4 separate regions of the Homo sapiens genome follow, and regions 1, 2 and 3 are each linked to region 4. A link is a contact called in ENCODE Hi-C data. All regions are on one chromosome and are shown on one strand. The core of a region is the stretch at or near the end of the contact, and the rest is flanking DNA. Distances in the headings are between cores, read along the strand shown.

What was found. A loop is a pair of places that touch in the nucleus more often than their neighbours do. Pooled maps may share reads with other maps.
Region 1: a loop to region 4 is called in a map with no recorded cell type, with 6 times the contacts of the local background. The contact joins the promoter of IL3RA here to the promoter of CD99 in region 4. A Hi-C loop is called at or near these places in 7 of 37 single-sample maps with no recorded cell type and 6 of 50 pooled maps.
Region 2: a map of CD4-positive, alpha-beta T cell shows a loop between it and region 4 (5-fold over the local background). The contact joins the promoter of P2RY8 here to the promoter of CD99 in region 4. A Hi-C loop is called at or near these places in 4 of 168 maps with a recorded cell type or tissue (CD4-positive, alpha-beta T cell, CD8-positive, alpha-beta T cell and naive thymus-derived CD4-positive, alpha-beta T cell), 7 of 37 single-sample maps with no recorded cell type and 14 of 50 pooled maps.
Region 3: a loop to region 4 is called in a map of CD8-positive, alpha-beta T cell, with 8 times the contacts of the local background. The contact joins the promoter of PRKX here to the promoter of CD99 in region 4. A Hi-C loop is called at or near these places in 2 of 168 maps with a recorded cell type or tissue (CD8-positive, alpha-beta T cell and naive thymus-derived CD4-positive, alpha-beta T cell), 8 of 37 single-sample maps with no recorded cell type and 13 of 50 pooled maps.

The regions. Positions count from the first base shown.
Region 1 is chrX:1,333,225-1,340,254 of GRCh38, forward strand. It overlaps IL3RA (interleukin 3 receptor subunit alpha), which reads left to right and starts at 3,561. Exons shown (of 12, transcript NM_002183.4): 1 at 3,561-3,702. It overlaps LOC101928032 (a long non-coding RNA gene), which reads right to left. Exons shown (of 8, transcript XR_007068376.1): 8 at 4,050-4,292.
Region 2 is chrX:1,534,999-1,542,545 of GRCh38, forward strand. It overlaps P2RY8 (P2Y receptor family member 8), which reads right to left and starts at 2,187. Exons shown (of 2, transcript NM_178129.5): 1 at 1,923-2,187.
Region 3 is chrX:3,708,451-3,715,181 of GRCh38, forward strand. PRKX (protein kinase cAMP-dependent X-linked catalytic subunit) reads right to left here and starts at 5,199. Exons shown (of 9, transcript NM_005044.5): 1 at 4,638-5,199. The coding sequence starts at 4,803. RefSeq lists enhancers at 2,546-3,067, 3,293-3,422, 3,823-4,132, 6,464-6,731 and silencers at 4,303-4,582, 4,623-4,752, 4,773-5,502.
Region 4 is chrX:2,689,025-2,696,127 of GRCh38, forward strand. It overlaps CD99 (CD99 molecule (Xg blood group)), which reads left to right and starts at 2,271. Exons shown (of 10, transcript NM_002414.5): 1 at 2,271-2,403. The coding sequence starts at 2,337.

The sequences.
Region 1 (7,030 bases), core at 2,311-4,810, 1.4 Mb before region 4:
AAAACTGACCCAAGCATGCCAGGGTGTTTGTATTAATTTTTTTTTTTTTTTGAGATGGAGTCTTGTTCTGTCGCCCAGGCTGGAATGCAGTGGCACAATCTCAGCTCACTGCAACCTCCACCTCCCAGGTTCAAGAAGTTCTCCTGCCTTATTCTCCTCAGTAGCTGGTATTACAGGTGCCTGCCACCATGCCCAGCTACTTTTTGTATTTTTTTTTTTTTTGAGACGGATTCTTGCTCTGTTGCCCAGGTTGGAGTGCAGTGGCGCGACCTCGGCTCACTGCAACCTCCGCCTCCCGGGTTCAAGCGATTCTCCTGCCTCAGCCTCCCGAGTAGCTGGGATTACAGGCATGTGCCACCACAACCAGCTAATTTTTGAATTTTTAGTAGAGGCAGGGTTTCAGCATGTTGGTCAGGCTGGTCTTGAACTCCTGACATTGTGATCTGCCCGCCTCGGCCTCCCAAAGTGCTGGGATGACAGGTGTGAGGCACCGCGCCCGGCCTGCCGCCATGGTTTTCTTAATACCATTCTTTTCTGTAGCCTAGTTAATTGCAAGAATGCAGTATAGCATACACAGAGCATAACAAATATGTATGAATCAACTGTTTATGTTATCAGTAAGGCTTCTGGTTAACACTAGGCTGTTAGTTGTTACGGTTTGGGGGAGTTAAAAGTCACACTTGGATTTTTTTTTTTTTTTCAGATGGAGTCTCACTCTGTTGCCCAGGCTGGAGTGCAGTGGCGTGATTTCAGCTCACTGCAACCTCCACCTCCTGGGTTCAAGCGATTCTGCTGCCTCAGCCTCCTGAGTAGCTGGGATGACAGGCATGTACCACCGTGCCTGGGTCATTTTTGTATTTTTAGTAGAAATGGAGTTTCGCCATGTTGGTCAGGCTGGTCTTGAACCCCTGACCTCAGGTGATGCACCCACCTTGGCCTCCCACAGAGCTGGGATTACAGGCGTGAGCCACTGGGCCCCGCCCTGTATTTGGATTTTTGAGTGCACGAGGTGGCAGTGTCTGTAACCTGCACATTGCCTAAGAGTTAATTCTGTATCAAAACATCTTGTTTGTACGTTAAATATATCCAGTTAAAAAAAAATAAGGAAGCGGTTAGCCATGAGTTGACATCACATTTACAACCCCATCATTTCAAACTTCCTTTTCTGGGTGTGGTGACGGGCACCTGTCATCCCAGCTACTCGGGAGGCTGAGGCAGGAGAATCGCTTGAACCTGGGAGGCTCAGGTTGCGGAGAGCTGAGATCGCGCCACTGCACTCCAGCCTGGGTGATAGAGCAAGACTCCATCTCAGAAAAAAAAAAAAAAAAAAAAAAAAAAGATATCTTAGTGGTCAGGTGCGGTGGCTCACGCCTGTCATCCCACCACTTTGGGAGGCCAACGAGGGTGGATCACCTGAGGTCAGGAGTTCGAGACCATCTGGCCAACATGGTGAAACCCCGTCTCTAGTAAAAATTTAAAAATTAGCCGGGCGTGGTGGCAGGTGCCCGTAATCCCAGCTACTTGGGAGGCCGAGGCAGGAGAATCGCTTGAACCTGGGGCAGAGGTTGCAGGGAGCCGAGATCGCACCATTGCACTCCAGCCTGGATGACAGAGCAAGCAAAGCGAGACTCCGTCTCAAAGAAAAAAAAAAAAAAAAACAGGAGCCGGGCTGCAAGGTGGAGGCTCTGGGGAAGGGCTGAGGTTGGGGTGGAATTTGGGAAGGGTGCCGAGAACCAGAGAAGAGTTGATACATTCAGAGGGAAGGGAAGGGCTGTCTGGGAGTGCGCGTGCTGAGTAAACAGAAATAACAGATTTCAGCGTTGGAAAGAGAAGCCCGGGACAGGTTGGTGAGTGCCCCATTCAGGGCTGGACTTTACTAAGGGTTTTTGTTTGTTTGTTTTCTGTTGAGACAGAGTTTGCTCTTGTCACCAGGCTGGAGTGCAGTGGTGTGATCTCGGCTCACTGTGACCTCCGCCTGCCGGGTTTAAGTGATTCTCCTGCCTCAGCCTTGGGAGAAGCTGGGATTACAGGCACCTGCCACCACGCCTGGCTAATTTTTAAATTTTTACTAGAGACGGGGTTTCACCATGTTGTCCAGGCTGATCTTGAACTCCTGCCCTCAGGTGATCTACCCGCCTCAGCCTCCCAAAGTGCTGGGATGACAGGTGCGAGCCACCGCGCCTGACCACTAAGATTTTTTTTTTTTTTTTTGAGACGGAGTCTCGTTCTATTTCCCAGGCTGGAGTGCAGTGGCGCCATCCTGGCTCACTGTAACCTCCGCCTCCCAGGTTCAAATGATTCTCCTGCCTCAGCCTCCGGAGAAGCTGGGATTATAGGCACCCACCACCACGCCTGGCTAACTTTTTTCTTTTTACTAGAGACGGGGTTTCACCATGTTGGTCAGAATGGTCTCGAACTCCTGACCTCAGGGTGATCCACCCTCCTCGGCCTCCCAAAGTGCTGGGATGACAGGTGTGAACCACCGCACCTGACCACTAAGATATCTTTTTTTTTTTTTTTTTGAGACGGAGTCTTGCTCTATCACCCAGGCTGGAGGGCACTGGCGCCATCCTGGCTCACTGTAACCTCTCTCCCAGGTTCAAACTATTCTCCTGCCTCAGCCTCCAGAGAAGCTGGGATTACAGGCACCTGCCACCACGCCTGGCTAATTTTTAAATTTTTACTAGAGACGGGCTTCCACCATGTTGGCCAGATGGTCTCAAACTCCTGACCTCAGGTGATCCGCCCTCATCGGCCTCCCAAAGTGCTGGGATGACAGGTGTGAGCCACCACCCCTGACCACTAAGATATCTTTTTTTTTTTTTTGAGACCGAGTCTTGCTCTGTCGCCCAGGCTGGAGTGCAGTGGCGCGATCTCGGTTCACTGTAACCTCCTCCGCCTCCCAGGTTCAAGCGATTCTCCTGTCTCAGCCTCCCGAGTAGCTGGGATTACAGGTGCTCACCACCACGCTGGGCTAATTTTTGTATTTTTAATAGAGACGGGGTTTCACCATGTTGGCCAGGCTGGTCTCAATCTCTTGACCTCAAGTGATCTGCCCGCCTCGGCCTCCCAAAGTGCTGGGATGACAGGCGTGAGCCACCGCACCCGGCCACTAACATATCTTTAATAAGATCTGTCATCTGAGACCGGGGGCCACCTCCCTGTCTGGGTGCTGTTTCCCACGAGACAGGGAGGAAACACAGGCAGGAGCCCCTGGACACCAGCGTTCACGCCTCCAAGGCTGAATTTACTATGTCAGGAAGTTGCCCAACCCTGCCTGTATAGCCAGCAAGAATTCTAATTATAGCAAACAGAAACACTTGCAGAAAAAAAAAAAAATGAGAACGGGAACATGATAATTTTCAAAGAAAGAGTCTTTCTTTCAAGGAAAGTCAGGTTCATGGTTACGAAGCTGCTGACCCCAGGATCCCAGCCCGTGGGAGAGAAGGGGGTCTCTGACAGCCCCCACCCCTCCCCACTGCCAGATCCTTATTGGGTCTGAGTTTCAGGGGTGGGGCCCCAGCTGGAGGTTATAAAACAGCTCAATCGGGGAGTACAACCTTCGGTTTCTCTTCGGGGAAAGCTGCTTTCAGCGCACACGGGAAGATATCAGAAACATCCTAGGATCAGGACACCCCAGATCTTCTCAACTGGAACCACGAAGGCTGTTTCTTCCACACAGTACTTTGATCTCCATTTAAGGTAAGGTCCCCCCTCCAGGGTGGGATGAGGGAAAAAGAGGGCAGGCAGGGGAGGCGGTGGACTGTGGGTTCCCAAATCCAAGCTGGCAGACACGGGGCATTGGCATGTAACAGGTTTCTGCTGAGACCTGCTGTCCGTGTGGGCACCACACCACACATAGAATGACCCGGTACCAGAGAAGTATGTTTGCGATCTCATTCACCCTTTTGTAAGTGGATCGGACGCTGAAGCCATCATAGCATGTTAGATGCCTTGGGTTTATAAAGGTGATAGCATTAGGAGTAATTTGACAGTGCTTTCTGCTTTTTCTGTGTGCTTGCTAGAAAATGTACACACCTACACATGGCTAGAGTTCTCTGTTTATTAGAAAGCGCTGGTTCAGTTAGTCAATGAGCTCACGCCCAGGGCGAGCTGACTGCCAGCCGGGGAGCCGCTTTTGGGGCTGGGACCCCAGCCTGCTTGTAGTGTTTCTCAGTGGTTTTCAAAGGCTGGCGGGACTCAGAATGTTCCAGATGGCTGGTGAAACCTCAGGTCCCTCCTAGCAGCTTTATTCACAGTAGCCAAGAGGTGGAGACAGCCCTCGTACCCATCTATAGATGAATGGAAAAATATAATGTCCATCCACACAGTGGAATATTACGCAGCCATGAAAAGGAACAAGCAGCTTTATTCACAATAGCCAAGAGGTGGAGACAGCCCTCATACCCATCTATAGACGAATGGATAAATATAATGTGGTCCAGCCACACGGTGGAATATTACACAGCCATGAAAAGGAACAAGCAGCTTTATTCACAATAGCCAAGAGGTGGAGACAGCCCTCATACCCATCTATAGACGAATGGATAAATATAATGTGGTCCAGCCACACAGTGGAATATTACACAGCCATGAAAAGGAACAAGCAGCTTTATTCACAATAGCCAAGAGGTGGAGACAGCCCTCATACCCATCTATAGATGAATGGAGAAATATAATGTGGTCCAGCCACACAGTGGAATATTATACAGCCATGAAAAGGAACAAGCAGCTTTATTCACAATAGCCAAGAGGTGGAGACAGCCCTCGTACCCATCTATAGATGAATGGAGAAATATAATGTGGTCCAGACACACAGTGGAATATTATACAGCCATGAAAAGGAACAAGCAGCTTTATTCACAATAGCCAAGAGGTGGAGACAGCCCTCATACCCCCATCTATAGATGAAGGGAGAAATATAATGTCCATCCACACAGTGGAATATTACACAGCCATGAAAAGGAACAAGCAGCTTTATTCACAATAGCCAAGAGGTGGAGACAGCCCTCATACCCATCTATAGATGAATGGAAAAATATAATGTCCATCCACACAGTGGAATATTACACAGCCATGAAAAGGAACAAGCAGCTTTATTCACAATAGCCAAGAGGTGGAGACAGCCCTCATACCCCATCTATAGATGAATGGAGAAATATAATGTGGTCCAGCCACACGGTGGAATATTACACAGCCATGAAAAGGAATAAGCAGCTTTATTCACACTAGCCAAGAGGTGGAGAGAGTCCTCATACCCATCTATAGATGAATGGAGAAATATAATGTGGTCCAGCCACACGGTGGAATATTACACAGCCATGAAAAGGAACGAGGCTCTGCCACAGGTGGCAATGTGGGTGAATGCTGAGGACATCATGCTTCCTGAGAGAGGCCAGATACAAAAAGATACATAGTGTCTGTATGATTCCATTTATTCCCTATGTCCAGATACAGGCAAATCCACAGAGACAGAAAGTGGATGAGTGGTTGCCACAGGCTGGGGAAGAGGAAGGACGGGTCTTTAATGGGTCTGGAGTCTCCTTTTGGGGTCGTGACAATGTTCTAGAAGATAGAAGTGGTGGTTTTTTTTGAGACAGAGTCTCGCTCTGTCGCCCAGGCTGGAGTGCAGTGGCGCGATCTCAGCTCACTGCAACCTCCACCTCCCGGGTTCAAGCAATTCTCCTGCCTCAGCCTCCTGAGTAGCTGGGACTACAGGCACCCGCAACTACGCCTGGCTAATTTTTGTATGTTTAGTAGAGACTTTGTATGTTTAGTAGAGTAGTAGAGATTTTGTATGTTTAGTATGTTTTGTATGTTGGTCAGGCTGGTCTCGAACTCCTGACCTCAAGCAATCCACCCCCCTCAGCCTCCCAAAGTGCTGGGATTATAGGCGTGAGCCACCGCGCCTGGCCAATGAAAATATTAATCAATAAATGTTAAGAGCACAGATTTCCCAACGTTCTGACTCAGGCATCTTCCTGGACCACAGCCCCTACAGGCAAGTGTGACTGTGTGTGGTGAGCCCATGAGCTGAACACAGGCTCTGTCCGAAAGGAGACTCTAGAGATTGCCTGTTGCCTTGGAGGTGGGCTGCGGTCCCTCTGCCCAGGCAGGAAGGGGCTCCGAGGCCTCTGGAACCTCATTTTACCTTTTCCCTGCTGCCCTCAGTCCCGTCCCCAGCCTCAAGGGGCTCAGCTTTTTCCAGGCTCACCCCTTCCATTTATAATTTGGAGACAAGCAAGGTCCACTGACGCTAACGCCATTTGGTTCTTTAAAAGATGTTAGGCCGGGCGCGGTGGCTCACGCCTGTCATCCCAGCACTTTGGGAGGCCAAGGCGGGTGGATCATGAGGTCAGGAGTTCGAGACCAGCCTGACCAACATGGTGAAACACCATCTCTACTAAAAATAGAAAAATTAGCTGGGTGTGGTGGCGGACACCGGTAATCCCATCTACTGGGGAGGCTGAGGCAGGAGAATCGCTTGAACGTGGGAGGTGGAGGTTGCAGTGAACCAAGATCGCGCCACTGCACTCCGGCCTGGACAACAAGAGTGAGACTCCATCTCAGAAAAAACAAAACAAAACAAAACAAAAAACCAGAAAAGACAGCTGCCACCCCAGAGCACAGTGTAGGAGAGCCAGCCTTTCTGGGATGCGGCAGAAAGTTCCAGTGCAGGAGGCTGAGGTCCTGTACCCCCTTGTTACGGTAACTGCAGCCACTTAGGAATTTCCGTGTGTTGATTTCATCATTGTAATTATACTTCCTTCCACTGCTTTGTCATCTGAGCTTCCTGGTGTGCCGCAGAGGATGTGTTTTCCTGGTTTGTGGATACAGCTCGAGCCAAGAACGGGCTAAACCCCCAGGGCAGCAACTCTTTCTTTTCTTTTCTTTTTTTTTTTTTTTTTTGAGACGGAGTCTCGCTCTGTCGTCCAGGCTGGAGTGCAGTGGCGCCATCTCGGCTCACTGCAAGCTCCACCTCCCGGGTTCAACTGATTGTCCTGCCTCAGCCTCCCGAGTAGCTGGGATT
Region 2 (7,547 bases), core at 937-3,436, 1.2 Mb before region 4:
CAGGGTTGCCCACCGTCCCGTACGTCCCATGCACGCCTCTCTCAGCCTCTGACCTAATTGTCCTCTTGTGGGGTGGGGGAGGCCAATATTTGGGAAAAGGGGCAGCATCCTGGTGCACGTAGGACGCTGGCACCTGTCTGGCAGTGCCTAAATGAAAGTACTGCTTTTCCAATGTGGGATAATTCCTTTTTTTTTTTTTTTTTTTTTGAGACAGAGTCTCACTCTGTCACCCAGGCTGGAGTGCAGTGGCGCGATCTTGGCTCACCGCAACCTCCGCCTCCTGGGTTCAAGTGATTCTGCTGCCTTAGCGTGCCGAGTAACTGGGATGACAGGTGCCCGCCGCCACACTCGGCTAATTTTGGTATTTTTAGTAGAGACGGGGTTTCACTATGTTGGCCAGGCTGGTCTCAAACCCCTGACCTCAAGTGATCCACCCACCTCGGCCTCCCAAAGTGCTGGGATTACAGGCGTCTGTCACCGCCGTAAACACAAAATATGCTACTATCTGGCGCTGCTTGCCAAAGTCAAGTGGGCTATGCAAGGAGGAACGGAACGGGAAGGAGAGATTGAACGGCGCAGTCAGGTGCACCTGCTTCCCCACGGGCTTCAGCTCCTCAGCGGTTTTCACTTAGGGCTCTCGCGCTTCAGACTTCTCATCCACGTTACGTAAAGATAACAACATGGGAAGAAACAACCACACACACACACACACACACAGACACACACACAGACACACACACACACACACACACAAACCCTTTTCTTTTTGGGAACAGAGCCACGTGACCATGGTTCCCCTTTATAGAAATGGGACCTAAAGCGCCACAGCAGGCCTTGTTGTGTGTGGCCTGAAATTCCCAGAGCAGCTCCCTCTGCCTTTTCTCAGCTTTTTAGGGGACAGATCTGACAAGACCCAAGGAATTGGGGTTTCTAAGCGGACCTGTACAAATGAGGTCTGAGGTGGCCGTGAGACCCGGGTCTGGGGTCTCCCTGGCACCGAGGGGGTGACGAGGGGCCACCGTGCTCATCCAGGCACCCATAGGGCTTTAAAACCCGTTTAATTTATGCTTACTCTTCCATTATTGGAACGCTAAGCATTTGGGAGTTATTTATATCCCACGGCTCAAGGTCATCGCCAAGGTCTCATTGCAAACATTGAAAAAACTGCAATCTCAGGCGTAAATGGGTTACGTGCAGCAGCCGCAGCTGCTTACCCTCTCTAAGGTTAACCTCAAGAGAGGCGCATTTCATGGAATGAGTTTTTTTTTGTTTTTTTTTTTCTAAACAGAGTCTCGCTCTGTCGCCCAGGCTGGAGTGCAGTGGCGTGATCTCTGCTCACTGCAAGCTCCACCTCCAGGGATCATGCCATTCTCCTGCCTCAGCCTCCCGAGTAGCTGGGACCGCAGGCGCCCACCACCAAGCCCAGCTAATTTTTGTATTTTTAGTAGAGACGGGGTTTCACCGTGTTAGCCAGGATGGTCTCGAACTCCTGACCTCAGATGATCCACCCACCTCGGTCCCCCAAAGTGCTGGGATTACAGGCACCTGCCACCACGCCTGGCTAATTTTTGTATTTTTAGTAGAGACGGGGTTTCACCGTGTTAGCCAGGATGGTCTCGAACTCCTGACCTCGTGATCCGCCCACCTCGGCCTCTGAAAGTTCATGGAATGAGTTATTAAAGGAAGGGTGGCTTGCAGCCCTGGAAAATTTGAGCATTTCTCCCCTAAGTGACGAAGCGGCTGTGCAAAGTCTTCCTCCCAGGAAATTTGCACTCCTGGTCTGCTCTAGCGTGAGGAGAACACGCCTCATGGAGTTTGCACCGTCTTCCCCCATGTTCTCACCGTACACGGACCCTCCCAGCGACCCTGTCTTCTCCCTTGACAGTGCAGGACAAGCATAAAAGTCCAGCTCGGCGGCTCACCTGTGCAGAAGCAGCGGCAGAAGTAGCAGGTGAGAGCTCAGAGGGTCTCCAGGTAACAGGATGCAACGCTTAAGTCGACGGCCGTGCCTCAGAGCCCGGGACTCGGGGGGCCAGCCACCAGCTTGCAAGCCGTGGTCACTCAAAGTGCTTGAGAAGGTGTTCGTGGGCGGCAGACGGCTGCCCTTCCAGTTCCATCTGTCCAGCAACCTTGCAAAGGCGGCCGCTTCGCTGGGTGGCCCACCGGCTGGCACGACTGTCTCCGAATGCAAATTCTGCAAACTCCACCTCCCAGCGCACCACCACGGTTGCGACTCAGGCTTAGGTGGAAAGGAAGTGTGTTGTGACATTTCCTCTGTAACTGTCTGAACACTCATGTGCAGGGCTGAGCCCACTGGAGTAACGTCGCTGTGTCTCTGGGCAGCACCGTTAACCGCCCACCTCCCTATCACTGGCTCGCAGGGGGCCCTACTCTTAAGAGAACCCTGAGAGTGAGGAAAAGAGGGAGAATGATTTTTCTAAATTTTGTAACCAGCAGTGAAGAGCCGTGGCATGCTCCAGAACCGATTCCTGTTTCTTCTGAAATAACAAAACAAAACAAAGAAAGAACAGAACACGTTTCCTTTTAGACTCTAAAGCTGTGCTCATTGCGACATCTCTTGGTACACAGCCAGACTGTGACAAGCGAACAGACCTTGGGCACTGATCATTCCGGCTCTCACAGTTGGTCACGGGCGCTGCAGGCTCATATCCTCAACATCCCATGGGGGATCGGCCAGTTTCAGGAATGAGAACCAGGTTTCCGAGCTCTGGTATCCTTGCTTGTGAGGAGCAACGGTTGGTTCTTGTCACTCGTGGGAGGAGGTTGAGAGGGAAGGATCTGTCACTGAGAAAGAATGAATGAATATTGAACCACTGCTCAGGGAAAAGACATGGTAGAATCAATCCCTCAAGCCAGGCTGGGTGTGGTGGCTCACGCCTGTAGTCCCAGCACTTTGGGAGGCCAAGGCGGGTGGATCACTTCAGGTCAGGAGTTTGAGACCAGCCTGGCCAACATGGCGAAATCCCGTCCCTACTAAAAACACAAAAATTAGCTGGGTGTGGTGGTGGACACCTGTAGTCCCAGCTACTGGGGAGGCTGAGGCAGGAGAATCACTTGAACCTGGGAGGTGGAGGTTGCAGTGAGCCAAGATCAGGCCATTGCACTCCAGTCTGGGTGACAGTGAGACTGTCCCAAAAAACAAACAAACAAACAAAAAGACCAGGCCTGCTGGCTCACGCCTATAATCCCAGCACTTTGGGAGGCCAAGGCGGGTGGATCACTTGAGGTCAGGAGTTCGAGACCAGCCTGGCCAACATAGCGAAATCCCGTCCCTACTAAAAATACAAAAATTAGCTGGGCATGGTGGTGGATGCCTGTAATCCTAGCTACTGGGGAGGCTGAGGCAGGAGAATCACTTGAACCCGGGAGCTGGAGGTTGCAGTGAGCCAAGATCAGGCCATTGCACTCCAGCCTGGGTAACAGAGTGAGACTGTCTCAAAAAAAAAAAAAAAGTCGAGGCCTGGTGGCTCACACCTGTATTCCCAGCACTTTGAGGTGCCAAGGTGGGCCGGATCACTTGAGGTCAGGAGTTCGAGACCAGCCTGGCCAACATAGCGAAACCTGTCCCTTAAAAATACAAAAATTAGCTAGGCGTGGTGGTGGACGCCTGTAATCCCAGCTACTGGGGAGGCTGAGGCAGGAGAAGCATGTGAACCTAGGAGGTGGAGGTGGCAGTGAGCCCAGATTGGGCCATTGTACCCCAGCCTGGGTGACAGAGTGAGACTGTCTCAAAAAAAAAAAAAAAAAAAGGCCAGGCCTGGTGGCTCACGCCTATAATCCCAGCACTTTGGGAGGCCAAGGCGGGTGGATCACTTGAGATCAGCAGTTCAAGACTAGCCTGGCCAACATGGCGAAACCCTGTCTCTACTAAAAATACAAAAATTAGCTGGGTGTGATGGTGGGGGCCTGTAGTTCCAGCTACTGGGGAGGCTGAGGCAAGAGAATGACTTGAACCAGAGAGGCAGAGGTTGCAGAGAGCCGAGATCATGCCACTGCACTCCAGCCTGGGCAACAGAGAGAGACCCTGTCTCAAAAAAAAAAAAAAAAAAAATCAAAAGAATCCTTCAGGCCCCTGGTCACAGTGTTTTCTTCAACAGATCAATAAGTAGCTTTATATTATGTGTGTTTCTGTTTGAAAACACCTTATTAAGGAAATCGTTCTGTAAAAGGACATCCACACTCACAGTTCATCACAGCACTATTCACCATAGCAAAGACACAGAGTCAACCCAGGTGCTTATCCACCATGCATCGGATAAAGAAAATAGGGTACGTGACCGGCGGGTGCAGAGGCTCACGCCTGTAATCCCAGCAGTCTGGGAGGCCGAGGCAGGTGGATCACCTGAGGTCAGGAGTTCGAGACCAGACTGGTCAACATGGAGAAACCCCCTCTCTACTAAAAATACAAAAAATAATCTTGGCGTGGTGAAAGACACCTGTAATCCCAGCTATTTGGGAGACTGAGTCAGGAGGATCGCTTGAACCCGGGAGGCGGAGGTTGCAGTGAGCCGAGATCATGCCGCTGCACCCCAGCCTGGGCAACAAGAGCGAAACTCTGTCTCAAAAAATAAATAAATAAACAAATAAAAATAAAAAATAATAAAATGGGGTACATAGACACCATGGAATAGTACAAAGCTGTGAAAAAGAATGAAATCATGTCCTTTGCAGCAACTTGGATCCAGCCGGAGGCCATTCTCCAAAGTAAATTAATACAGAGACAGAAAGCCAAATACCGCATGTTCTCACTTATAAGCAGGAGGTAAACACAGGGTACTCATGGACATAAAGATGGGAACAACAGGCCAGGCGTGGTGGCTCATGCCTGTAATCCCAGCACTGTGGGAGGCCGAGGTGGGTGGATCACCTGAGGTGAGGAGTTTGAGACCAGCCTGACCAACATGATGAAACCCTGTCTGTACTAAAAACACAAAAATTAGCTGGGCATGGTCACAGACACCTGTAATCTCAGCTACTCGGGAGGCTGAGGCAGGAGAATCGCTTGAACCCGGGAAGAGGAGGTTGCAGTCGCTACTAAAAGTACAAAAATTACTCGAGCATGGTGGCACATGCCTGTAATCCCAGCTACTCAGGAGGCTGAGGCAGGAGAATCGCTTGAACCCTGGAGGTGGAGGTTGCAGTGAGCCAAGATCGCACCACTGCACTCCAGCCTGGGCAACAGGAGTGAAAATTCTGTCTCAAAAAAAAAAAAAAAGATGGGAAGAAGAGGCGTTACAGACTCCTAGAGTGGGGAGGGAGGGAGATGAAGGGCTGAAAAACTACCTACTGGGTGCTAAACTCAGTAGCTAGGTCATGAGATCATTCATACCCAAAATCTCAGCATCACACAAGATACCCTTGTAACAAACCTGCACATGTACCCCCGGAATCTAAAATAAAGTAAAGGCTGGGCACAGTGGCTCATGCCTATAATCCCAGGACTTTGGGAGGCCGAGGTGGGCGGATCACCTGAGGTCAGGAGTTCAAGACCAGCCTGGCCAACATGGTGAAATACTGTCTGTACTAAAAATACAAAAATTAGCCGGGTATGGTCACAGACACCTGTAATCTCAGCTACTAGAGAGGCTAAGGCAGGAGAATCGCTTGAACCCGGGAAGTGGAGGTTGCAGTCTCTACCAAAAATACAAAAATTAACCAGGCGTGGTGGCATATGCCTGTAGTCTCAGCAACTCGGAACGCTGAGGCAGGAGAATTGCTTGAACCCGGGAGGCAGAGATTGCAGTGAGCCGAGATCATGCCACTGCACTCCAGCCTGGGCGTCAGAGTGAGACTCTGTCTCAAAAAAAAAAAAAAAAAAAAAAAAAAAAAAGGAAAGAAAATCAAAGGCAGAGTCTATTCATCAGTTTGTGAAGTGTTTGTCTTCAGGATTACAGTGGTCCCTCCTTCTTCATGGTAGACGTGGTCCATAAAGTCGGAGCAAACGCTGAGTTAACAAATACAAACCGTCCTGCAAAAAGTCCACACTTAGACGCCTGTAGCTTTTGTACCTCTGGTCCCCAAATTTTTCACAGCTGATCCATACATAACCTTATTTTACGTGTGTTTCTGTTTAAAAAGCCGTATGGAGTCGATATTGTGGACGCAGTCACATTGAACTCACAGCCAACGGCATTATAATTCATGCCTGGGCAAAGCGTCTCTAACACACCTATTTTCTCCAGAAGACGCGCTGCAGTCTTCATGGGCTTACGGATGCTAGGCAGCTTTGCAGCTTCTGGGGCTTTTGAAACAGAAATCGCCAACAAAATGCACAAAAATGTAAAAATACCTGGCACTCAGTATACCCCCAAAAGGATGAGCTGATCCCGGAAGGCCCCCATTTTTCACCACTGTGTATCTGTTTTTGAACGTTTGCAAAATCGTCATGAGTCTTGGTTTTGGGGTTCCAAATAAATGTTAGTGTGTGGAGGAATTCACAGATATAGAAGTCGAGAATAATTTGCATTTCTTTCTTTATTCAGTCTGTCTCACTCAGGCTGGAGTGCAGTGGTGCGATCATAATTCACTGTAGCCTCCAACTCCTGGCCTCAAGCAATCCTCCTTCCTCAGCCTCCTGAGTAGCTGGGACTATGGGAGCATACTCTGCCACACCTGGCTAATTTTTTTTTTTTTTTTGAGACAGAGTCTCACTCTGTCGCCCAGGCTGGAGTACAGTGGCACAATCTTGGCTCACTGCAACCTCCATCTCCAGGGTTCTAGCCATTCTCCTGTCTCAGCCTCTGGAGTAGCTGGGATTACAGGCATGCACTACCACGCCCAGCTAATTTTTTTTATTTTTAGTAGACACGTAGTTTCACCATGTTGATCAGGTTGGTCTTGAACTCCTGACCTCAGGTGATCCACCCGCCTCGGCCTCCCAAAGTGCTGGGATTACAGGTGTGAGCCATCTTGCCTGGCCGCACCTGGCTAATTTAAAAAAAAAATTTTTTTGTGGAGTCCGGGCGTAATGGCTTATGCCTGTAATCTCAGCACTTTGGGAGGCCAAGGCAGGTGGATCATGAGGTCAGGAGATCAAGACCATCCTGGCTAACACGGTGAAACCCCATCTCTACTAAAAAATACAAAAAATTAGCCGGGCGTGGTGGCGGGCACCTGTAGTCCCAGCTACTTGGGAGGCTGAGGCAGGAGAATGGCGTGAACCTGGGAGGCGGAGCTTGCAGTGAGCTGAGATCACGCCACTGACCTCCAGCCTGGCCGACAGAGCGAGACTCCGTCTCAAAAAAAAAAAAATTTTTTTTTTTTTGTAGAAATGGGATCCTCTGTGTTGTCCTGGCTGGTCTTGACCTCCCGGGCTCAAGCCGTCCTCCTGACTTGGCCTCCCAAAGCTCTGGGGTGACAGACATGAGCCACTGCACTGGATGGATGGAATCATGAGAATTGATTATCTTTGCTAATCAGACAGAAGTGAAACAGCTGTCCCAAGGCAGACTCAGGGTCACGTGGCATTTGGAAGAGAGTCCTTTGAAAATGGGCTCTTCACGGCGAAAGCTGTGATCTTCTCTCTG
Region 3 (6,731 bases), core at 3,949-6,448, 1.0 Mb after region 4:
AAACCTACCAGTATAAGCACTTTAGATCTGAGAACCATGTATCATTAATTATGAAGATCTCCTAGCTCTTAAGAAAATAAAATATTTTCAGATTGTATAGTGTGTGAAAGTTTAAAAAAAAAAAAAGTGTCTGGCCAGGCACGGTGGCTCACACCTGCAATCCCACCTCTTTGGGAGGCCAAGGCGGGCGGATCGCCTGAGGTCAGGAGTTTGAGACCAGCCTAATCAACATGGAGAAACCCCATCTCTACTAAAAATATAAAATTAGCCAGGCATGGTGGCACATGCCTGTAATCCCAGCTCCTCGGGAGGCTGAGGCAGGAGAATCGCTTGAACCCGGGAAGCAGAGGTTGTGGTCAATACACTCCAGGCTGGGCAACAAGAGTGAAACTCTGTCTCAAAAAAAAAAAAAAAGTGTCGAGCAAGACCGAGGGGTGTTCTGTGGTGAGGGAATTCATCCTGCACCATGGTTTGGAGGGTGGTAGCTGCCAAATCCACACACTGGGTAAAACTGCACAGAACTCTACACACACACTCGCAAACACAAATGAGCACCTTTTGAAAACTAATAAAGCCTGAACAAGCCGGGCACGATGGCTCATGCCTGTATATAGTCCCAGCACTTTGGGAGGCCAAGGCAGGAGGATTGCTTGAGCCCAGGAGTTCAAGGCTGGAGTGAGCCGAGATCGCACCACTGCACTCCAGACTGGGCAACAGAGTGAGACCCTGTCTCAAAAAAAAAAAAAAAAAAAAGCTGAACGAGGTATGTGTTCTCTTTAATAAGGATATACCAACATCGATGACATGGTTCTGATATTGTCCCACGGATATGAAGACGTCACCATGGGGAAGTTGGCTGAAGGGTCCATGAGACTCCAGGTACTGTTTTTGAAATCCCCTGTGAGTCTGTATTTCAAAAAATATATATTTTTAATAGGGGTCTAGGAACTTTGGAGTCTTCCTCATCGTCATCGTGTAGGACAGGTTCCGTCATTATTTCCCTCTGTAGATGAGTAAATGCAGAACTAGGCTGAGAAAAGGAAAATGAAATGTGGACCCAAGGCCTGGCCACTGGTTTACCTGTTGAATTACCTCCTTCCTGACAGGTTAACACTTGGGGTACCCATGACAAGCAAGCACTGGGTTGTAGATGCCAAATGATTCCATAAGGACACTTCTGGGAAAAAACCCAAGTATTTTTTATCTGATATATAGAGAAAGGAATTCTCAAGTGGTCATTTTAAGTAGGAAATTGGTAAAATAAGGCTGGTAGATGGCTGCACAGATTCATCCTCTTCTCTCTACATAGGGTGAGTTTTTCATTTCCATAATATCATTTTCTTATTTTATTTTTTATAGAGAGGATCTCGCTCTATCACCCAGGCTGGAGTACGGTGGCGCGATTGTGGTTGACTGCAGCCTTGACCTCCTGGGCTCAAGTGATCCTCTTGCCTCAGCTTCCCAGGTAACTCAGGTATGCGCCACCATGCCCAGCTAACTATTACTACTATTTTTTTTAAGAGATGAGGGTCTCACTATATTGCCCAGGCTGGTCTGGAACTCCCGGCCTCAAGTCATCCTCCCACCGCGACCTCCCAAATAGCTGGGACTACAGGCACGCACCACTGTACCTGGCCCTGAAATTTCTTTTTTTAAAGCACAATTGTTCTCCATCATAGGAACAAGCATGGCTTGGTTATATGAACAAGAAATTTGAAGAACCAGATTGAAAACCATTTTTTCTCTGAGGACTAGTATGACTGTTCTGATCCAAAGTTCCTAAAACGAAATCGGCCTTTAGACCAGACGTACTCCAGAATCCCTTCACGCATAAAAAAGAAAAAAAGAATCCATTATCAGACTTTTCACAACTGCAAACTGCACTCTTTCTTCCTAACTACCTGACCTTGAGGAAAACTGGTCAATCTAGAACGCTGACAAGTTTCTTTTTCTCTCTGTCGCCCAGGCTGGAGCGCAGTGGTGTGATCTTGGCTTACTGCAACCTCTGCCTCCTGGGTGCAAGCAATTCCTCTGCCTCAGCCTCCTGAGAAGCTGGGATTACAGGCGCCCGCCACCACGCCCGGCTAATTTTTGTATTTTCTCAGTAGAGACAGGGTTTCACCATGTTGGCCAGGCTGGTCTGGAACTCCTGAGCACAAGTGATCCGCCTGCCTCGGCCTCCCAAAGTGCTGGGACTACAGGTATGAGCCACCACGCCCAGCCTGTGATTGGCTTTAAGTCATAGAAAATAGGATTGCTCAGCTGGCAATCTGCATACAGATCCCCTCTGCCCACCCCCCAAAAAGTTCAGTACTCCTGCGGGTGCTTGTTTGGGGCCTGAGAGAATTCGGAATGAGGGCGAAAGAGCACTTAAAAGCAAACTTATGTTCCTGTAGTGACAGTTTAGGATGAAGAGAGGTCACACCCACCCAGACTGGGTTTCAACTCCAGACTGAGACTCAAGCTCACCCCTCACTATTCTCCATCACGCCTTGGAAAACAGTCCAAAGCTGCTGTAGATTGTGGCTTAGAGACACAATCGTGAAGGATCTAAAAGGCTTAGGATTTTATAAAATGTATTATTTTAGGTGAATCACACTCAGATTGCTCTTTAACCAACAATAAAGAAACGGGCTTGGATAAAAGGTTGCAGATAATGTCACCAAAGCTGTGCAGTTGTCATGAGAGAGTGTTCCAGACGTGCATGCAAACATACACACACACACCCCTGGGTCCTGGTCCCCTGCTGTCCAATGAGTGTGGGATACCTAGCCCTCCTGTCACATCGTTGGAGCTCACAGGAAGTTATCCTTGAGAAAGGAGCATCATCCTCATCCTCATTAAGAGAGCACTGACTGGACTGAAAAAAAAAGCTGACTCCCCGCCCAGCCAGCTTGGTCCCCAGAGGCAGCGACACTCTATTTTTAAAGATGAGGTTACCCGCTGGGCACCCTAAGCTGACTTGACGTCAAACTGAGTGGCCCCCTGTGACACCAGAACCCCTCACCTCTGCCGCCCTCCTGCCCGCATCCTGCTCTCTGCCCCGGCCTCCAGCCCCAGCTCCACCTTTCCCAAGGGACCCATGTGGGTGCCCCAAAGAATGACAAACGCTGGTGCTGAGTGCCAAGGAACGGCTGGACCTCATCAATTTTCCATTGTCGAGTTGTATTTCCACCTACTGTGGCGGCTGCGCCAGTCAGGGTTCCTGCCCCACCCTTCTTCCGCGCAAAACACACCCAGCTCTAAGATTAGACCAGGACAGCTTTCCGGGGGGACCAAGACAAGGGGGAAGGCAGAGAGAGAGGAGGGAGGGAGACAGAAAAACCAAGACCGGAAGGGGACAGGGAGAGAGACACCAAGAGACAGAGGAGGAGAAATGCAGAGAGACTTGAACAGAGACAGAAAGAGGGAGAGAGAAGAGAAACAGAGAAAAGAGAGAGAGAATGAGATAAAGAGGAGGAGGGAGGGAGAGGAGAAAGAGAGAGGGCCTCCTCCCACTCTGTCCTTCCAAATTCAGGCTTTCCTCGTGGGCCCTTCCTCAAGGTCTAAGTGGCAAAGAGGTCACTGAAGGAAGCTAAGTCCCCTCTTCCTCAGCGGTTCTAAAGGCCCCACTGGCTATGCCCGCTGGTCTTCCTAAGTCATAAGCTATGGCCTCGAGCCCTTGGGCTTCCCAGCCCAGCTTCCTCCTTTCCAAAATGAGGACAAACAGGAGTTAGAGGGCCTGAGAGCCGACGCCTCACCAACACACCCAGGACAGCCCCCTCTACTCTCCCATTTATTTTCTTGACAGCCAACACCCCACTTAGCCATACGGAGTCCCTAAGTGGCACAGGCGGGCCGATGACAACTGTTTAAATCCAGCGCCCACGTTCAGTTGGGATATTCTGACCCACTCAGGGCTGCTCCATAAAGCAGCGCGTGTCCGGATGCAAGAGCACCGAGAACTCGAAACCTCTCTGTCAAGCTGCCCATTCGGGGTTAAGTTCAAAGACAGAGGACAAAGGAAACGGATAAAGCGTCCGATACAAGAATTACCCATTTCAGAGGCACAAGACGAAGAGCACAGGCGGTGTCAGGACATGTTAGGATCCGTCCCCAGCGCTGCCGTCCTCGTCCCCACAGCGCCCCGGGACACCTGTCCCCCACAGCCCAGCTGCTCCTGCAGCCCCTGGAGAAATCTGTACATTCCCTGCCTCTGGGCACACAGGGAGGCTGGCCTAGGGGAGGCCTGCAGGGGTCTTCGCACCCCGCGCCAGTGTCCCTGGGGCCGCTGCCAGGGAGGGAGCACGAGGTCCCCCAGGCGAGGTGACCCGCAGGAGGTTTTGTGACGTCGGACGGCCCAGGCCCCAGAGTGCTGTGTGTGCTGGGGGTGGAGGGTGGTCTCCGAGAGGAGCCGTCGGCATTTCAGGTTAGGCACCCGGCCGGTCGGGGGTACTTGCCTGGGCTGGGGGGCTGGGGAGTGCGCTCCACCCGGGAAGACCCGGGGCGCAGGTGCAGCCCCGCACGGGGACTCCGAGCCGAAGTAGCGGGTCAGGGCCCTCCCCAGGAGGTCGGCACCCAGGGCCCTTTGTCCTACTACAACGTCCCGGCCACGCCGCGCGCCCCTGTGGGCCGAGTCCCCGCCCGCACTCACTCACCCACGGTGGCCAGCGTGTCAAAGTCCTGCAGGCTGTACACAGGCGGCTCCGGCGACAGCGCCTCAGGGCTGGGGCAGAGCGCGGGCGCCCCGTCGGGGGTCTCCTCCGCCACCTTGCGGGAGTCGCTCTCCGCCGCGGCCGCCTGGGCCAGCCCGGGCGCCTCCATGGGGACGCACTCAGGTCCGGGGCACCGGGCCAGGCCGGAGCGCTCGGGGAGCCGGGCTTCCCGGGACGCAGCCTCGGAGGGCGGCGCGGCGGCGGCATCAACAGAGGCTCCCCATGCGCGCTCTCGCCTCCTGGTGCGCGGTCCGGCGCGGCTGACGGAGCGACGGGGACAATGGCTGGGCGGCGCTCACGGCACAAGCAGCAACGGCCCCGAGTGGGAGCAGCCGCCGGCCTCGGGGGGCGGGCACCGAGTGCGGGACGACTGCGGGGAAGGCGGGGGCCGCGGCCCGGGCTGGGGGGGGCGAGGCGGGGGCCCTGCGCATTCCGGGTCTCGCGCCCGCCGCCTCCTCCAGCTCGGTAGCCGCGTGCGCGCTGTTGGGGCGGGCGGAAGCCGCCTGGGCGTGACCGCGCCTCTCCCCGCCCTAACCCGGCCGCGGGGCTGGGGGCGTCGCCTTCGCGCGCGCTCCGCCCCCGCCCCGACCCAGCCCAGGAGCCGGAGACCCGGGCGTGCGGCGCTGGGGAGGTGCCCACGCCCCCTCCGCGCCCGGGGCACCCCTGGGGTGGGACCCAGGCTGACTTCTCCTCGGGGACGCACTGGCGGGCCACCCGCGTCGCTGCACCCAAGCCCGGAAGATGGGGAGGCGAGGGGGCCCGGGGACAGGGAGGGCGTAGCTCAGCAGAAGTGAAGTTCAAAACTAAAAAGTGAAACTGGCGTTTGGTGAAGAGAGGGGCTCGGATTAGCCCGGCTAATTTTTGTATTTTCTCAGTAGAGACAGGGTTTCACCATGTTGGCCAGGCTGGTCTGGAACTCCTGAGCACAAGTGAACCGCCTGCCTCGTTCTCCCAAAGTGCTGGGACTACAGGTATAAGCCACCACGCCCAGCCTCTGATTGGCTTTAAGTCATAGAAAATAGGATTGCTCAGCTGGCAATCTGCATACAGATCCCCTCTGCCCTCCCCCCAAAAAGTTCAGTACTCCTGCGGGTGCTTGTTTGGGACCTGAGAGAATTTGGAATGAGGGCGGATCCCCAAGAGGGGCTGCCGGGTCTTCGGGATGAGTTCAGCGTCCTGGTTTTGCTGTAGGACTCTGGTGATTCTAGATTTCTACTTGGAAGGGGCGGGGAAGGGCGGGCTCGACCCTGTGCGTTTCTTTGCAGCTTCCTGTGGATCTAGAATTCTTTACAAATAAACATTCCTTTAAAAAACTAGGGAAAGACAGATTTGAGAGATCGCCCGACCAAATGTAGTGCGTGAAACTTGATTGGTCACTGTTTCAAACACCCCGGCGACAACCCTATAAAGAATTGTGCAGAGGCATTTCAATTTCAGAAACCCCAAAGATTTTTTTTTCCTGGCTTAAGTGTGGCTCAGGCAATAGTTGGACATACTTATATTTAAAACCCATATCCGTGTGGATTTGAAATGCAAATATAGCTAGATATTTGGTCACCCCTTTCCCCAGGGAAATGCAGACAGTGCTTAACTTGCGGGCCTGGCACGGCCTGGACGCTGCGCCCCTGACCCGCGACCAGGGCGGCCCAGGCTGCCGGTTCGCCGACCACAGTTTGAGCAGCAAGGGGTCAAACTGCAAACGCCTTTGTTTTGAGGGATCTCAGCGATTCTGCGATTGGAGGGGGTCTCCAGTCCCTCAGTCCGCAGGTCAGGGGGGCTTTCCGAGAGCCAAAGCGGCCTCTAAGTCAGAACGGACACATTTTTAGGGGGACCAGGCCGAGCCATCCTTCCACAGCTAACGGGGAGGGGGAGTCAGGAAGTCTGAACCTGGCTCAGGCTTTGGATTTCTGGCCCCTGGCTGCCAGCCTCGCCCAGCCTCCACCTGCATTTTGTGGGTGGCATTTCCCCCCGGGGGTGACACCCGCTCCCTATGCTCTGCAAAATCCTGAGCTGGAATGCAAAACATATGCGACACCA
Region 4 (7,103 bases), core at 1,021-3,520:
GTTGAGATGGTGCCACAGCACTCTAGCCTGGCCGAGAGAGTAAGACTCCGTCTCAAAAACTAAATAAATTAATAAAATAAAATAAAATTCTAAGCCCCCACCGCCCCCCACCTTCAAAACATCTGAATGGACTTCTTCCTCAGCCAGAGCTCTTTAAAAATTTAACCTGAGAGAGTGTTTCAAGCCGTGACGGGAAGCAGGGGTTGAACATGCCTCCCGGTGCCTCTCCGGCGTTAACATCCACACAGCCTTTAAGTTTGAGAAGAAACATTTTACAACCTCTTCTCTCTGACCCTAGCACCGGAAGGGTTCCTGTTCAAATAAGAACTTGAGTCTTCACAATTCTTTATCTTAACCCAGACATTCTTTTCTATTGATCCCAGGACTTTAAAGAAACCCAAGCAATTGCCAATCAGAAAATTCTAAAATCTACCTATAAGCTGGAAGCCTCCTGCTTTGGGTTGTCCCGCCTTTCTGGACAAAACCAATGTGTCTCTTAAATTTCATTGATGTCTCATGCCTCCCTAAAACGTATAACACCAAGCTGCACCCCGACCACCTTGAGGACACGTTCTCGGGACCTCCTGAGGGCTGTGTCATGGGCCATGGTCACTCATATTTGGCTCAGAATAAATCTCTTCAAATATGTTAGAGTTGGACTCCTTTCTCTTTTTTTCTTTTTTCTTTCTTTTTTTTTGAGACGGAGTCTCGCTCTGTCACCCAGGCTGGAGTGCAGTGGCCTGATCTTGGCTCACTGCAACCTCCATCTCCCCGGTTCAAGCGATTCTCTTGCCTCGGCCTCCTGAGTAGCTGGGACTACAGGTGCACACCACCACACGCGTCTAATTTTGTATTTTAGAAGAGACAGGGTTTCACCTTGTTGGTCAGGCTGGTCTCCAATTCCTGACCTCAGGTGATCCACCCGCCTCGGTCTCCCAAAGCGCTGGGATTCCAGGCGTGAGCCACCGCGCCCGGCCTAGTTTGACTCTTTTCGTGGACAGTTTGAAGTGTGGAATGCAAGAATATTCAGGGTTATTTGTCAGGCTGCAAAGTTGTTCCACTACCCTGCGGGAAAATGGATACAATTTTAGGCTTAGGTGTTAACAGATAACATTGTTAAGTGTGGGAAGGGCGACAACTGCACTGCAGCTGTGGCCAGTGGCGCGGGAGGGTGTCTAAACTCAAAGCCCACTGGAAGGCGAGTCGCCCATGACCAGGACTAGGGCCCAGGTGCCCCAGATAGAAGGCACCTCGTTCCCTATTGCCCCTCACTAACTCCCGTGACCAGGAGTCCCCACTCCCAACCTTGTCCTGGGGATTCTGGGGAGAAACTGCCCCAGCGCAGAGGCTACTCCAAGGGTTGTCCTTGGTCCGGCGCAAAGGGTTCGTCCGCCACCCTCCCGGCTGCGCACCCCGCGCTCGGACGCTCTAGAAAGGACTTGGGACGGGGGTTGCCTGTGGAGCGGGGGCCTAGGCTTCCTGAGCAGGGAGAGGATTGCACTTTGCTCCCCTTGGGGAACTCCCTGAGGTGAGCAGCGGGGAGGGGCCCCCATACTTTTCCCAGCAGGGGAGCCGGGAGTTTCCTCTGCTCCCACTGCAGAGCAGGGGAGGGTCCCTGCTAGGGGCGGAGAAGGGGCTGCAGGGGCGAGTGGGGAGGGGGGCTACACGTTTCCAAGAAGGGCGGCAGTTTCGTGTCGCTACAGTTGCAGGCGTGCATTTAGGAGGCTGTAGACAGGGAGGGACCCGCACTTTCCCGAGCAGGGGAGCTGCTGGGAAAGTTTGTTTTTTTGCTCCCACTGGAGACCAGGGGGTGAGGGGCGGAGAAGTGGCTGCAGGGGCGAGTGGGGAGAGGGGGCTCTATGTTTCCAAGAAGGGCGGCAGTTTTGTGCCACTACAGTTAAGGGCCGCCCTCGGGCGTGCATTCAGAGGGCTGTAAACCGGGAGGGACCCGCACTTTCCCGAGAACGTTGTAGTTCACTTTGCTTCGGGTCGGCGCCGCCCTGGCTACGGCCCTGTGGGTGGGTGAGGGGGCGTGGGCAGTTTCCTGAGAAGGGGCGGGGCGTGTACCGTACTCCCCTCGGCGCTGCCTGGGCCACCCCCGCCCGCCTACCCCCTCTGTCTCCTCCCCGGGCCCGGCGTTCCCGCCCCTTCTGTGCGCGCGTGGAGGCCGGGGCGGGGCGGGCGCAGCCGGCGCTGAGCTTGCAGGGCCGCTCCCCTCACCCGCCCCCTTCGAGTCCCCGGGCTTCGCCCCACCCGGCCCGTGGGGGAGTATCTGTCCTGCCGCCTTCGCCCACGCCCTGCACTCCGGGACCGTCCCTGCGCGCTCTGGGCGCACCATGGCCCGCGGGGCTGCGCTGGCGCTGCTGCTCTTCGGCCTGCTGGGTGTTCTGGTCGCCGCCCCGGGTGAGCGAGCGGAGGGATCCGGGTTGGGGGACGCGGAGGGCGCGGGCCGGGACTGGGGATCCGCTTGAGATGCGGCGTTGGGGGCGCCCCGCGGGGACACCCGGAGCCTCCTCCCTGCCCGGCAGGACGCGCTGTGCCCACGGGGGCCCAGGCCCGGAGGAGGCGCCCACTTTCTCCCCAACGCTTTTCCTGGAGCCGTTCCAGAGAGAAAAGTCAGCGTTTGTTGTCGGAGTTGCAAACTCTTACATGTGGGGCGGCCTTGGGAGAGGTGCGTCCGATTTTTCCCAATCTAGGGGACCTTCTTACAGATCTCTCTCCCTTTGCATGAGCCCCTCACCCCACCCCGTTATCTACCCCCAGGGTTTGGGGACCTGCGTCTTCAGGCCGCGCGCGGAGGCCGCCCTGGAGTTGCCTGTCACAGCCACGCCCTGCGTCCCGGGCCTAAATTTGGAATCGCTAGGAGCCTGAGACCCGGGTGGTGGGGGGAAGGGAAGGAAAAGTTAGAAAAAAACTTTGAGCCCTGAAAATGTTCAAAAATACTCTGTGGATGCGGGCTCCGGGAATTTCAGCGCGTGCTGTGCGCCAAGCAACACGGGGCGCAGAAAGAAACGTGTGCTTACCAAATTGTCCATCTGCGGCGGTGGAGAATTCGGAAAACAGAAAAAGTGGGCAGGGAAGAAAGAGCCACGGTCACCCTCCCACGCCCTAAACCGGGCCTATTTCTAATTATTACTTTAATCATGTTTTTCTGTTTCCCTCCCTTTGAAACGGAAACGGAGACCCTGCCGGATGTGGTATGTTATAAATTCTTTTTTCATGTTATAAATTCTTTTTTCAATGGTCAGTGCATTTTTTGCTCTTCGTATGGGCAGGCTTTTAAGTAGACCGGCTTGCGGGCAGTGTGGACTTCAGGACGGGCCTTATCAGGGCTGGACGTATTTAGGAAGGAGACGCGGGAACGCCCGGCCCTGGGGAGGACGGAGGAGGCCCGATTTGTGTTGATAGGATCTAGCTCAGCCTAGAGCTGCGGTGACTAGGCCGGGTCTCTATTTTTAGGGAGGAGTTGCTAATGGATTTACACCCTCTTTAAAGGGGTCCCGGGTATCCTAGAAATTGTGCTTTCACTTGGTAGAGATTAGAGATAATGAAGCCTGCTCCGTAGAGGAAAACTTGGAGGACTTTCCAGCCTGCAGGGGAGGTTCCAAGCAGAGCTTCCTGTTTCTCCCTTTTCTTCCTAAATGTCCTTCTTGCGGGCAACCTGTCACCACGGACGGGATGGCTCTGTAGGGTTTTATCAGCTGCATTTGTTCCCCAGGCACCTGCAGATGAACGGGTTTTTCACTTGTCTCTCTGCGAATGCATTCCTTCATCCTTCATGCCTGCCTTCCTTCTTTTGCACCTACTGTGGGCTTGGGGTCAGGGAAATATATCCAAGGGAGTGCTGGTGGCCTAAGAATTCAGTTTCCTGGAGAACAGAGGCATCTGAACAGGCAGACGGGAGACAGGGCCACAGGGACCTTTATAGTTCCATCACGAAATAACTCAGGGGTTCCCAGTGGTAAATCTTGGTGAGGGGCTTGGCTGGATTTTGAAGCCCTAGGGACAGATTTGCCGGCTGGTCTGGCGTTCCAGGTCATTGGAGCAGAGTGAGTGGAAAGCCTTATATTCTCTAAGCCCCAAACAAGTCGTTGCACAGTTTTTTTGTTTTTGTTGGTGGTGGTGGTTTTTTTTTTTTGGACGGAGTTTCACTCTGTCACCAGTCTGGAGTGTAGTGGCACGATGTCGGCTCATTGGCGTTGCACAGTTTTTAAACCCACAGCAGTGTTCATCTGGAACTCCTGATTTTGGAAGCAGACTGGGCTTAGGAACTCCAGCTGCTGATGCTTTGAGTAAAGGGAAGAGTACCTGTCTATGGGGTGGGTGGGTAGGGAAGAGCAGTGGGATAGGGGCATAACAGGGGCCAACCTATCCTTCCAATTGCAGAGGAGGGCCTGGCCGTCAGCACTGATGGATCTCCTTGAGGGACGCTTCTCACCCCTTCTTTGCAGTCTGACCCTGCTAGAGATGGAGACAGAAACAGCCTGTCCCAATAATATTAATACACGTTTCATCGGGAAAGTTGACTTTTGAGTTGGTGATGCTCAGAACACACTTTCTTATAGCAACGTGCATCAGGCTGCAAAACCCCGTTGAGCCTGAAGTAGGTTCTCAGACTGGTGCTGATAGCTCTGGCCTGATCTCAGAGTGTTGGGGACCCTGTGTTCCTTGGTTCCTTCATAAATTCTCAGGGGTACAGGTGGGATGTGGTGAGGGATGGATGGACAGAGGGAGGTGTATAGAGGAAAAGAGGAGGCTTCAGCTTTGTAGAGAGCAGGATGTCCCCACAGGGCGACGTTGGCCCCGAGGAGACACTTTGTGATGGTTGCAGACATTTTTGGTTGCCACCCTGGGGTGGGACATCCCACCATCCTGCAATGGGTGGGGCAGCTTAGGGAAGCTGCTCAGAATCTTTCAAGGGCCAGGACGGCCTCCAGCACAAAGAATTCATCTGGTCCCAAATGCCAGTGGTGTTGAGGGTGGAAAACCCTGAGGAGGGCTTGGGAGTTGCATGTATGCGCTGATTCAGGGCTGCCCCTGCAGTTAGGAGCCTGCCGTCCCGACAGTAGAGTCGCACACATCCGATGCATCCCTGCTCTCTGGCAAAGGCTGATTTGCCCCACCCCCCGGGGCAACGGCACAGCGGCCTGTGCGGTTTGAAAAACTCCAAACATCTACGGAACCGACATCTCTTGAACAATACCAGGCCTCTTCAGGATTCCCTCGCCCCAGTAGAGCAAGTGTGGGCTTCGTTGTTTTTTTTTTTTTTTAACTCTCTCCAGAGCTCTTGTCTCCTGCCCCTGTGGGTGTGTGTGGAAGTTATTAGGAGAATGTTTCTGGGCAGAGGAAGTGGGTTTTATCATCCAGCGAGTTTGCCTTGATTTTCCATCAGCGCGTTTGGCTCTGGTAAAAGTTGATTGCTTTGCATTTAACTCCCTACTTTAGGCCGAGCACGGTGACTCAGGCCTGTAAATCCCAGCACTTTGAGAGGCCGAGGGCCGGTGGGTCACATGAGGCCAAGAGTTCGAGACCAGCCTGGCCAACATGGCAAAACCCCGACTCTACTAAAAATACAAAAATTAGCCGGGCGTGGTGGTGAGCGCCTATAATCCCAGCTACTCAGGAGGCTGAGGCAGGAAAATCACTTCAGCCCGGGAAGCAGAGGTTGCAGTGAGCTGAGATCGTGTCACCGCATTATGGCCTGGGTAACAGAGAGAGACTCAGTCTCAAAGAAAAAAAAAAACTTCCTGCTTTAGCTCTTTCTCCTTTCTCTGTGTATGAGACAGAGTTTTCATGTAAAGACAAATACATGTCTTTACACTTTGGAGATACTCAAGTAAATGATTGTTTGTCTGGAAATCATTTTTCTTCCTGAAGGTCCTATGGTGGGTACATGCTGTCATTTAGAAAGAAATGCAGCTCATACAATACTTTTCCCAATTCAGCATTTAGGAATCATGGCGGGATTTCATGGATACTGTCTGGAATGTTTTCGGACTCAGATATCTTCCCCCGGGGAAATAGACTTCTCAGTAGCCACGTGGACCTTGTGCTGGTTTTCAGTCCTGCTGAAAATGTTCTGAGCACTCTTGTTACTTTAGGGGAAAAGAATTACGTGTCCTTTGTGATTTATAGACACAGTAAGAAATAAGACCTGTGTGTCTCTCGGGGTGCGAAGGAGGAAAAGTCTTTTTTTTTTGAGATGGAATTTTCCTCTGTTGTCCAGGCTGGAGTGAAGTGGCACGATCTCAGCTCATGGCAATCTCTCCATCTCAGGTTCAAGCAGTTCTCCTGCCTCAGCCTCCCAATTAGCTGGGACTACAGGCATGCACTGCATATCTGGCTAATTTTTGTATGTTTAGTAGAGAAGGGGTTTCACTATGTTGACCAGGCTGAAAAATATTTTTTTGAGGTGGGGTCTCTGTTGCCCAGACTGGAGTGCAGGGGTGCAATCAGGGCTCACTACAGCCTCCACCTCCTGGGCTCAAGCAATCCTTCCACCTCAGCCTCTGTAGTAGCTGGGACTACAAGCACACACCACTGTGCCTGGCCACTTTTAAATTTTTTTGTAGAGACAGGGTCTTGCTATGTTGCCCAGACTGAAAAAAAAGTCTTTTTTTTTTTTTTGAGACAGTGTCTCACTGTGTCACCCAGGCTGGAGTGCAATGGCAGGATCTTGGCTCACTGCGACCTGTGTCTCCCGGGCTCAGGCAATTCTCCTGCCTCAGACACCTGAATAGCTGGGAATACAGGCACATGTCACCACACCTGGCTATTTTTTGTATTTTTAGTAGAGACGGTGTTTCACCCTGTTGGACAGGCTGGCCTCAAACTCCTGGCCTCAAGTGATCTGCCCACCTTGGCCTCCCAAAGTGCTGGGATTACAGGTGTGAGCCACCTGAAAAATCATTGTAAAAATCAACTGTCCTACATTCTTATTTGGAAGTGACTCCTCTAACCAAAGACAGGGAAAAACAAACCAAACTTTATTAACATGCGTTTTTCATTGATACATGAGAGATACCTAGAAATGGGTAGTTTTCAAGGAAGTGGCTTGGATTCTAGCTGCTCTAGTACCCTCAACAAAGAACAGTCCATTTTTA